Linked DNA regions of Homo sapiens: region 2 is linked to region 1. The links are chromatin contacts, found by Hi-C in ENCODE. All regions are on one chromosome and are shown on one strand. Each heading gives the region's core, a stretch centred on a gene start or an enhancer-like site at or near the end of the contact. The rest is flanking DNA. Distances are from core to core; before and after follow the strand shown.

Region 1 (6,157 bases), core at 1,918-4,417:
GGCATTATTATTCACGGCCATTTCTGAGACTGAGGAGAAAGAAAAGCAAACGTAGGACTCTGAAGAAAGACTACATAGGAAACGAGATCAAGAGAATAAAAGTTGTAAGGCAGGAAAATGTTTTCTAAATGTTTCTAGTCCCTTTTCAAACATCACAAAGCTGAAAATAGGTTTCTCCCTTTGCATTCAACCGCCCGTGAGCTCTTCCAGGGAGGTTTATTTGGAGAGTAAGAGAATCAGGAGAGCATCAGTTGCAGCAACTGAACTCATCATAATATTTGTCAAAACTTGGAAGGGCATCAGAACTCCAGGGAGACATAACAGGGATAAGTGTGGAGCTTTCTCTCTGAGCTTCAGATTTCCTTTTGCCAAGTTGAGAGTGGAAGTTTGGCTGTTACATAGAGTTCTCAATCTCTCATCACCTTGTGTGTATCTGTTTAACTTTTAAAGCTTTCTAGTGGTTCCCTTTAAGCCTTCCACGCCTTGTGTCTTTCAAGTGGTACGGTGACCAAAAAGATGGGAAACATGCAGCCAAATGAAGCTGCTACATTAGGGGTAATTAATAAACATCCCTGTTATCTGCACCGTGTCCAATACTGCAACCAGAGTGAACTTTGTAAATAAAAATATAGTCTAAGCAACAGAGGAGAATCAAGGCCACTGGTCAGATCAGTACAAAACATGTGGAATAACTGAGGTGCCAAAGACCTTTCAGACTTTAGATATAGTTTTTGCCCCAGAGAAAGTTCCCCCAGGCTAGACTGCTTTGTTGGCCCTCCTTTCTTTTGGCCTCCTGAGCCAAAGAGTGTTCTATATGGCAGGGCTTTTTGTCTGCAAAAGTTGACAACCTGTTCTCTAATTCAGAACAGCTGTGTTCTTTCTGCCTTTCCCAAATTCCAGGCTTTGCCCTTTCACTGATTCCAATTAGATAGTTTCTGGGCTATCACACCCATGTGGGCTGGACTGGAAGAATTGTGGAGTAAAACTCCATGGCCCAGGTCAGGAATGAAGGCTCTTAGCTGATGACATGCTCTCCCCTGCTAATGCATTTGTAATCAAATTCAACTCGAGGACATCATACACGGCTTGGCAGGTGCAGGCCTGACCATTGTAGATTTCATTCACAGACACGGCAGTTTGGATTTTTCTGATTTCTAGCCCTTACAGCCAATCTGTTCTCCCAGAGAGAGATTCTTGGAATTCTGCCATGAGATGAAAAATACCCATACAGTTAATGCCAAGTTCTATACCTTTGCCTCTCCTCATCACCTTAGAAGAGATGGAAAACAGAAATTTCAAATGAAAGTGATTGAGCTGTTGTCACTGACAAAGATCCAAGAGAAGTTAGTTTTGCTTTTTTTTTTTCAAGGAATTTTGCAAAAGCTATAAATAGCAAACACATAGAATTAGGCAGCAAAGAATCTAAACACTTTGAACCAAGTATTCCATACAAAGAAGAAATTCACATTTAATGCGTTCAAAATGATACAACCTCAATTAATTTCCTGAATCTTCCAATTCTAATCTCTGGTCATAAAAATGAACTCCAAAAACATTAAATCTTGATGTGCTAAGTTACTTAAGCAAAAAATTACCTAACTGCTATTGAAGTCGTGCTTCACCCTCATTAGAAAGAGCTGGTAAGGCAAATACCACAGATATGCATTAGTAATTGATATATTAATTTTTTAACTTGTTTAATAAAGAGTCATGAGAAACATGACCTGAACTCAGAAACAAACAGAAATTCCGGACTGGCAATATGCTTTACACCAGCAAATTACCGGATGGATCTTTTGTGCACGATGTAATTATTTCTGTTAATGGCAGGTTGATCAGAGGATTTCATAGTGAGAAAAAAAAAAGCAGGGGAAACTTCCTAGTAATCTGAGAGGTTCCTGATAAGATACACCAATGCAGAATCAGGGGCTTCTGTCCAAATTCCAGTGAGCCCACTAGAGACTACTCATATACTCATAGTTTCTGAATCTATCATTTGTTACTTGAAGCTGTAAAAAAAAGGACAGGAATTTTCCTAGGAAACACCCATGAATATTATCCATATCTACACCAGGTCATTTGCACAGAAACTTGTATTTGTGTTGATAGGAACTATTTCCACAGAAATGGATAAAAATGGAGGGTATGTTGTTTCTTTTAAGTATTTCATCCATTTAACAAGCATTTGTTCCATGCCTAGATTATACTAGGTGCTCAGGAACAGCAATGCACAGGAGAATTTAGCACCCAAGGTCTCATCTAATTAAGTTGATCCACTTTGTATAAAATTCAAATATTATAGGAGTCATTAAACATTAAAATAACAGAATAATTTTGGAAAATCTAGTTTAAAAGTTTTCGCTTTATGACAAGCTATTTAGATTATTGAGTCATAAAAATAACTTTAAATCAGTAGAGAAAAGTGGATGGCTGCAAAAGCTTTCTTTAGAAATTACCAATAGCAATAACAAGCAATGGCTACTGACATTTGTTGTACAATACTGATTGTAGTTTGTGTAAGTTACACAGATATTATTGGTGATGCAGGGCATACAATGTGCAAAATAAAACAGCATGGACTTCCTCTCCTCAAGGGAGGAATAACTTGCTTTGTAATGAATTAAAGCTAATTAATTCAAAGTTAACCAGTCTTTTTAACATATACTGAAAATCTCTAGGAAAAAAAAGTAAGAACAGTTGCCCATCATTAAGTCTAATTATTTAGTTACTTATGCCTAATCACAATAAAGTTGAAGTCTGATGTATGGATTTTATTTCATTGATATTAAAAGATGGGATGAGATTTAACCTTTCTCTGCCAAAAATAATCCTTTTTTTCTTTTTTTTTTTAAGAGTATGCCTGCTTTCTATATTATTGTCTTCTCCCTTGGTTTGTATATACCCTTAAAGTTTTAACTTGTTCCAGTTTCCCATGCTGGGAGCTTTAGGAGTTTGAAATTAAAATACCAATCCACTGGGGCGGGGTTCCTCTGAGCCATGAGAAACATGGCTCAAAGTTCTGAAATTAAAAAGCGAAAGTTTTGGTCAAAGTCCTACTCCTGAATTGGTCTCTGGCAAGTTACCAAACTTCTGTTTCTCAATGTGTTTAAAACAAAACTACTTTCACCTGCCTAAAAGAGGAATCGAGAAACACAGGTGTTGCACAGTGGGGCATCTCTTAGGAAGTTCTTACCACTCTGGCAATACCTAACATTCTGGACTTGCAAAAATGACTGTTCCTTTAGTACTTTTAGCTAGAGCAGAGCTGTATGGGGTTCTCTAAATAAAACCACATGCTTCACATGAATGTTAGTGGTCCCATTTGGCATTTTCTCAGGGAAAAGATTCTTACTCAGGCTTCTTTGGTGAAAGTTCTGGTATCCATAGGATAACTTTAGGCCCTCATAATTCCCAGAGGGAATTCCCAGAGGACGTGGCCCACTCTTAGAACACAACTCCATGCCTAATTCTAAACCAGTGGAGCAACAGTGACCCCCAGTGGCCAATGGTGTGGTCTTCTTACCCCCCAGTTTGTACTTCTAAGGAGAGTTGAATAATTACATAGTGGAATAGTAACCATCCAATCCATCTTGGCAACTATTAAATTAAATAAATCAATACCCCTCTGACCTGCTTGGTTTTATTTTAACAACAATGCCTAAATATCAATATAGCAGTGGCAATAATGTATCTCTGTTAAATAGAGTGCTTGTTAGGATTTTGATTAATGTAGGGTCAATAACGAATCATTTTTTGTTTCAATCCTGTTATTGAAAACACCGTAGAGTGTATTAATTCCATGTTTGGGGGCTAAGTTGTTTGTAATTAAATGATTCTTGCTGAGATAACTTGGTTTAAATCCTCTACCATTTACAAGCTATTTGAACTTAGATAAGTCGTTTAAGCTTTTTGAGCCTTTGTAAAATGTAAGAAATGTTAGCTTTGTTGTGAGAATTAGAGATACTACATATAATATGCCTGGAATGCAGCAGGCACTTAATAAATAATAACCATTTTGGTAGTGGTGGGATAGGCGATTGGGCTTAATGTATAATGATGCCAGAGGTTTTATTAAATTGTTGAAACAAATTCATTAGATAAGCATTTTGTGTAATGAGGACTGAGGAGTGGAAACGCAGTTCCACCTAACATATGTGTTCTTCTTTCATTTCTTTCTCTAGTCTTTGAAGCCATCAAATCATGCTACCATCCAGAGTATAGTGAGAGCTGTGGGGGTCGTTCCTGGGATTCCTGAGCCTTGCTGTGTACCAGAAAAGATGTCCTCACTCAGTATTTTATTCTTTGATGAAAATAAGAATGTAGTGCTTAAAGTATACCCTAACATGACAGTAGAGTCTTGCGCTTGCAGATAACCTGGCAAAGAACTCATTTGAATGCTTAATTCAATCATTAGTTTATTTTTATGGACTTCTTCCTGTTTTTTTTTTTTTTTTTTTTGCACTGCCAATGCATTTTGTTTCAAAAGATTATTTCTATAGTCAGAGGGGAATGAGCAAATAGACTGAAGATTGCCACCAAGGAAAAGAACTGTATTTGTTTCTGAATGTAACTTAAAGCAAGATTTTTAGTAAATATGGACATCTATTTCTCTTTTTGTAATCAAACACAACAACTTATCAAACTGTTTTTAGAACTGTTAGAGAACACACTGGTTTATTTTTGTAATGTTCTTTGAAAACAGAATGGAGAAGCAGCAATAGCTTGTCATTTATCTCATTTAATGACTAATGGGAAATAGAGAACAATTTCGCGTTTTGAATTAGGCTTATTGCCTTAGAATCCTGAGAAAGTGCTAAATAATCAACTCTGATGTTTTTCTTAAGTTCTTGAGACTCTTGTTTATCCTTGTTTTTCCTCCACAAGTCATTGTCTAAGTGTAATGGAAAGTTTATGCTGAGCGTTAGTGTGTATGTATGTGCGTACATGCGCCAGGTGCCTGTGCCCTCTGTAGGATGGTTTGCTTAATATGGTTTTATAATTCAGTTTACACAGGATTCTTTATTTTTTTTAATTTTGTATTTTGGCAAACACCATTCAGTTATAAGAACTTTGCCAAATATGATAGAATAATTCAAGAGCATATACAGAGAGTTACCACTTGACCCAGCTATTTAATTGCAAATACAGTTGTTTTCATTTCATTTCCTACCAGAAAAAGGAATCAGAAACCTAGTTTTTGAAAACACAAGTGTAATTCCTCTTTTGTACTTCTTTTTCACAAATGCTTTTATTTATTCTAAATTGAATTTAAAAATCCTTCCTAAAGCCATTAACTCTTTAATTCTCCTGATATGCCTTTACTTCCTATGAAGTTATTGGTAGATGTTGAGGCCCAAAAACTGGTAGAATATTGAAGATCTTCTTAAATGACCAATTTAACCATAACCAAATATTGAATATCATTCTTCAGTCACATCTAAGTCAGGCACTTTTTCACATAGATCAGGGCTTTTGGCTCAGTCACGAAATCTACAAGTTAGCAAAGCTTACAAAACATTATTCGTCAGGTATGGGAATCAAATATAGACACTTGTTTGTCTTTGCTTTCCATTTCTATGTGTCACATACATATATGTGTCCTCTTATAACTTTAGTCTTCAAAATTATTTCAATATCCTTCTTCTCACTATATTTATTTGTGTGATGGAAATGCTTTCAGGCCGTAGATCATTGTTGGTGTTAATCTGTGGTTAATCCTCATTTTAGTTCCGTCTTATCTGATACTTAGAAATATCTCAGCCATTTTGGAGGCTGTGCAGTATCAGAAGACGTGGAGTTTGTTCTGTCTCTGCCTGTAGCTAATTATGGTGGTTCAGTCATTTAATAAATATGTTTTGAGCATCTATTTTGTGAAAGGCACTGTGTTACCTGTGTGTCTTTAGTGTCCTCACTGGTAAAATGAAGAGGCTGGCCATGAGCTGGAAGGGTTAAGTTTATAATTCCAGCTATTTCACACCCGTCTTCCTTGAAGGAATGATAGTGATAGATATAAAAACACTGTAAGTCCCTCTTTTAATAAACTAAATGAAAGAACATCCTATACTTCGCTGTTTGTAAATTAGTATGGCATTCGCTTTGGTTTAAGTGGTATTTTATTGCAAACCCATTAAAAGAATAACTCATGAAAAGAAGCTCT
Region 2 (6,157 bases), core at 2,208-4,707, 510 kb after region 1:
ACACAGCTTTGCTGTTTTGTGCATGTATTCCTTCCTGTAGCTCAGTGGGGAGTATGTGCTACTACTAAATTGTTAGCTCCTTGAGGACAGGGACCACATGAGTCAGGAAACGCTGTAGATTGAGCATTATCCTTGAAGTCAGGGCAGTGCAAAAGTGGTACCCTTAAGGGAACACAATACATAAAAGCCAAGATCAGTTAGCATCTTTCAAGTTAACTGTTGAGTAAAAATGAAAGGAATGTAGAATATGTTTAAACATGTATGGACCACAAAACAATGTTAATTAAAGATTGTTTTCCAAAGGAGATAGATAAATGTTGGATTTACAAGAAAACAGAAGTTAACAATGAAGAGCATTTGTAAAGTTACAGAACTGGAAAGTTTCACACCACATGTAGATGATGGCAGGGGATTTACTGAAACAGTAGATAGGATAGTGTGACTGGATTAAGATGAATAGGTGGAAAGGCTGATCCAGCTAATTCTTATAGAAAGTGTGTAGGGTATAAACCATAAATAAACAAATTAAGATGATAGTGGAAGATCCTGATCACCTGACAGAAAGTAAATAATTGGTTTGAAACCAAAGCAGTTCCTGAGTTTCTTAAGAAGGAAAAAATATTAGTGTCATCATGTAAACGATGTTTGAGAAAGAGTTTCCAGCAATAATTTATATCTCTTCACAGAATGGAAATATTAAATTAAAAGGGTGGAAGGAGCCTATGGCTATTTTTTTTAAAAAAGCTGAGGAGACATAACAAATGGAGCAGAGGCTTCGGGTTCTAGCCCCAATTTTCCCTGGGCTGCCACTTCTCCTTTCCAGTCTGACAACTAGATGTTTTTTTCTTTTCTCTTTTCTATTGTTTTTTTTTTTTTTTTTTTTTTTTTGAGACCGCATTTCGCTCTTGTTGCCCAGGCTGGAGTGCAGTGGCATCATCTCGGCTCACTGCAAACTCTGCCTCTTGGGTTCAAGCGATTCTCCTGCCTCAGCCTCCCGAGTAGCTGGGATTACAGGCATGCACCAACACGCCCGGCTAATTTTGTATTTTTAGTAGAGATGGGGTTTTTCCATGTTGGTCAGGCTAATCTCGAACTCCTGACCTCAGATGATCCGCCCGCCTTGGCCTCCCAAACTGTTGGGATTACAGGCGTGAGCCACCGCACCTCGCCTCTTTTCTCTTTTAAACTTATTTTTGTCTCTACTTTGTTGTGTTAACTGGGGCAAGTCACATCAGCTCTCTGGGTATCAGATTCTTCAACTGTAACATGAGGAGGTAGGATCCAGATTGTCATTAAGGATGGCTTTTGAATTTATAATTCTAAAAAATTCCACAAAATTAATAAAATACAATCCTAGCTAATTTTCCCCACAGATAAGCAAACTCCCATTTCTCCTATGAAGGGAAGAACATGGGACCCAGAAAGCCTGAGGAGAGCCCCCAAGTGAGTCTTAGTTCAGTGTTCATTTTAGAAGCAACGCTTTCAAAAAAAGTATGTTTTTTCATATTTTAACATGTCTATTAAATGTCATAGAATTCATGGGATTTTACAATCATAATTAGCAGCATTTTTTTCTTTCTTAGCAGCTCAAAAAATTATGATATGTTATACATTTAAATTCTCTTTTAATTCTCAAGTCCAGTTAAGATCAGAGTATATATAGTAGATCTTTCTAACATCTGAAGCAACAGTATTTAGATGAATCAGTGGAATGAGACAGAGTCTCCAAAGCAGTTGTCACAATTTTATTAATTTTCAGAAAATCCTCGTACACTATAAGATAGTCTCTCTATATCTCCTGCTCAAGGTCACTCTTAGATAACTAATTCTTCTAAAGAAGGCCCAGGGTTCTGTTGGTTGAAACTTTTTATTGTATTGTTATTCACTGTTGCTATTTTTATTATCATAATTATTATTAATTTAGATCAATGTTTTTCAAACTGTAGACTGAAACCTATTTGTTGATTGTATCGTCAGTATAGTGGGTCATCACAGCATTTTAACAAATAAAGCAACATACGCTAAAACAGGAAATCTCATCCTATCTGGTAAGAGTATCATTTCCTGACACTCTTTCTGGATGTGCTTTGTTTTTTTTTCTTTTAATTTATATTTTTAGTTCTGGAGTACATGTGCAGGATGTACAGGTTTGTTACATAGGTAAACATGTGCCATGGAAGTCTGCTGCACCTATCAACCCGTCATCTAGGTTTTAAGCCCAGCATGCATTAGCTATTTTTCCTAATGCTCTCCCTCCCCCAACCCCACCCCCAACAGGCCCCAGTGTGTGTTGTTTCCCTCCCTGTGTCCATGTGTTCTTATTGTTCAGCTCCCACTTATGAGTGAGAACATGCCATGTTTGGTTCTCTGTTGCTGTGTTAGTTTGCTGAGGATAACGGCTTCCAGCTTCATCCATGTCCCTCCCTGTAAAGGACATGATCTCATTCTATTTTACGGCTGCATAGTATTCCATGGTGTATATGTATCACATTTTCCTTATCCAGTATATTGATAGGCATTTCTATTGATTCCATGTCTTTGCTATTGTGAATAGTGCTGCAATGAACTTACACATGCATATATCTTCTTAATAGAATGATTTATATTTCTTTGGGTATATACCCAATAATGGAATTGTTGGTTCAAATGATATTTCTGGTTCCAGATCTTTGAGGAATAGCCACACCATCTTCCACAATGGTTTAACTAAGTTACATTCCCACCAACAGTGTAAAAGTGCTCATACTTCTCCACAACCTTGCCACCATCTGTCGTTTCTTGACTTTTTAAAAATCACCGTTCTGACTGGCGTAGATATACGTACAAGCATACATTCACATATGGGAGTCCTGGATCATGGTTTAGGATGCATTTCTTTTGTGGGTTATAATCAAAAAAGATTCAAAAATGCTAATCTAGGCCCAGCCTTGGAGGGCTCTGTGGCTATTAAACAGCTTGAAGCATAAGCAACCATGTAGAAAGATGCCGAATTTGGGGCAATGTCTTTGCAGGAGCACCATGTCCATAACCATACCAAAAACATGCTTGGCAAAATAGAGAGGTGCTTTGGATTGCCTTGAACTAGCTACTCATTAAGAAGTATTTGGTGACTCTGTTCTCTTTACAAGCCATCTGTATTGCCAGTCTCATTTGACAGCCTTTCTACTCAAAGGCCCCTAATTATTTAATTACTAATAGTAAGTTGATAGGAATTTATAACAAAAAATTTCAATTGACCTCTGATAGTAGGTGACAACATTTATTTCTATTATAAGAAAATTCCTTGGGAAATTCTACTTTGAAATTTGGACTCAGATGTTTAATACCTTTTAGGCAGTACATTCACCTAAGGAAGGTATTGTTTGAGGAAGCAGACATTGTTAAATACCTTTCCTTCCAAATTACTCAGAATGATAAAGAGCTAGGTCCCCTTGCAGGCATATACATTCACTTGGTGTTTCCTATATTGCCTGGAGTTTCTGCTTTCACTTCTATTTCAAGCATCCTTCCTGTACGTAAAAACAGGGGGTTCCTACAAAGGAGGAAATGAAACCAGCAGCTGTAATCATGAAAATGAGAAAGTATTTTTTCCCTCCAACCTGTATAAATGGTGGAGTCTATGTCATAACTGAAGAATATTCTTCCTATATCAGCTTTTTCAGATCAACATTCTAATGTTGACTCTCTTTGAGATTCTAACCAGGAGTAGCACCTTGTGCTTATCTACAGCCTCCTCATGGAACCAAATCATTTCATTTTACAAATGAAGAAACTGAGGCCTAGGTAAGCTTGTCACTAGCCCAAGTTCAGAAAACCTGTTACTGGGAGATCTGACATGGTGAAAGTGTTCCACAGCAGACTGGTTATATTACACTAACTTATTGCATTTAGACTCTTTTTCAAGGATGCCTTAAATCTTTGAGAGAAGTGTAATACCTGACTCAGGTATTTTAAATCTATTATTGAGTCTCCACATGGAAGTTTCTCCTCTTACTGAAAATCATGCTAGATGGGTACAACTAATAAATCCTAATACATTTAATAAGTGATATAATATGACCTTAAATTCCTTGCTATAGTTTCCATGTACTTCAGAAACAGAGGAATAAAAGCTATATTTTCTTTCTCAAGATATCTGTGAGGAAGATCAATGGTGAGTAGATTTCCCTCTAGTATGGACATTCTGTGAACAAAATTCTCTTTATCCATTTGGATGCCATGAAGTAATATATTACCAATAAATATAAAAACAATACACCTGGTTTAAGTATAAGGCTTGAATCACTGCTACTTCAAAAGGAGTCGAAGGATTTTATTTATAGGTTGGAGAATACAGGAGATTCAGAAAAGGAATAGCCTTTTAAAAATCATTATTTCGAATGAGAAAAGGAAGACAAAGTTTAAAATAAGCAAGATGAGAGAGAAAAAACTTTTTGACATCTGAGTAAACAAAACAACCTCAGATGTCTTTGATTAGTGTTTTCACACAGGGTGCTGTCAAGAAAGTTTCCATCCAAATGAATTCTATTTTTTAGTTCATATCTTTGTAAAATACATCTTGCTAGAAAAATGAATTTATCTTGTATAATTTATACAATATGGTTAAAACTGACAAAAGAAAATAAAATATTAAGGCAAAATTAAAACAATCTGGTAAAAAAAATTATGTTCAAATATCAAATACATAAATTCACAAAATAAGTGGAAAAATCTAAATACACTGATATGTACAATGACCAATAAATATACACATTGACATATACCCTTTCAATATACTAGGCAATAATTGAGCTCTTAATGGAGATTATGTTGCAAAGCAAAAATATTTATGATATGTAGAGATGTTACAAACTTGTACTATATATACAAAATGATGAGCTCTATAATTCCATCTGATTACTCCCATTTAAAAGAAAACCAGCAGTCATTTAAATGGTAGTTTCTGAAAGACCATAATATTAAGAGTGGGTATCTTTGGTAAAAGTTTTGAGATCTAAAAAGTTTTTATTTTTAAAATTTTGTAAAATAGCCACAAATTAAAGTTTTTAGGGTAATAAATATGTTTTGATTTTGGAGAAAATAATCTGCCCTTCCTTTCTGCAAATATTATTTCCACTGTCAAGTTTGTGGTCAATAAAGCTCAACAATTGGCTAGGATTTCCTCAATTTATATTAAAAAGTACTTCATTTTTCCTGAATTCACCTGGAAGTCTCTGTTAATGAGATCATAGATGAGAATATAAAACAAAACAAAAACAAAACACACTGAAACCGACAAACTGACAAATTTGACACACTAAAGTTCAGGTATTTTGCTCACGTACTGATTCAGAGCCTATTTCCTGTTACCTTATCCATAATTTTTGTACACATAGCTATTTGACTTCCAAGACTTTAGTAGATTAGAGCCAACAAGTTGAATGGGGGTTGAGAAGGGGTGGAGTAGCTACTGATAGTGTGGCAACAAGGAAAGGAACAGAAAATTATAAAAAGAAAACCTTGAAGCATCCGGTTGATATACAGATTGTGGCATAGGGGCAAACAAGTCTACAACCTTCAGTAGGTCCCAGATCATTAATATATAATTGTAGAGGAAAATAACTAAATTTTAACAATAGTTAACACTGAGTAATAAAGAAAGGCAAAAATATAACCAGAATATACTTTTTAAGAAGCTGAAAAATGAATTACATTGTTTAATATAATTCCACATAAAAAGCTTACAATAAAATTAATCTAGTGTTTCAAGGGACAAATGATCAACTATGTTGAATGATTCATCCCCAGCTGTTTTAGGATCTTTTTTTTTTTTTTTTTTTTGAGACAGAGTCTTGCACTGTCACCTGGGCTGGAGTGCAATGGCACGATCTTGGCTCACTGCAACTTCCACCTCCCGGGTTCAAGCAATTCTCCTGCCTCAGCCTCCCGAGTAGCTGGGATTGCAGGTGCCCGCCACCACGCAAGTCTAATTTTTGTATTTTTAGTAGAGACAGGGTTTCACTATGTTGGCCAGGAGGGTCTCAAACTCCTGACCTTGTGATCCGCCCACCTCGGCCTCCCAAAGTGCTGGAACTACAGGCATGAGCCACCACTCCTGGTAGGATCACTTATTTTTAGGGTAATTAAAAAAAAACTTCTGCTGACTTTTTGCATCACT

The links. A loop is a pair of places that touch in the nucleus more often than their neighbours do. Pooled maps may share reads with other maps.
Region 2: a loop to region 1 is called in a pooled map, with 11 times the contacts of the local background. The contact joins two enhancer-like sites. A Hi-C loop is called at or near these places in 3 of 37 single-sample maps with no recorded cell type and 3 of 50 pooled maps.

What each region holds. Positions count from the first base shown.
Region 1 is chr4:81,049,164-81,055,320 of GRCh38, forward strand. BMP3 (bone morphogenetic protein 3) reads left to right here. Exons shown (of 3, transcript NM_001201.5): 3 at 4,182-6,157. The coding sequence ends at 4,373. Among named protein-coding and RNA genes, the nearest start is that of BMP3, 22 kb to the left of the region's middle. RefSeq lists a silencer at 3,115-3,164. Within about 2 kb of position 3,168, at least 2 of the 41 ENCODE cell types and tissues checked have a DNase peak (open chromatin) inside an H3K27ac peak, as active enhancers do.
Region 2 is chr4:81,558,799-81,564,955 of GRCh38, forward strand. No RefSeq gene overlaps it. Among named protein-coding and RNA genes, the nearest start is that of RASGEF1B, 90 kb to the left of the region's middle. RefSeq lists an enhancer at 3,737-3,906. Within about 2 kb of position 3,458, at least 6 of the 41 ENCODE cell types and tissues checked have a DNase peak (open chromatin) inside an H3K27ac peak, as active enhancers do.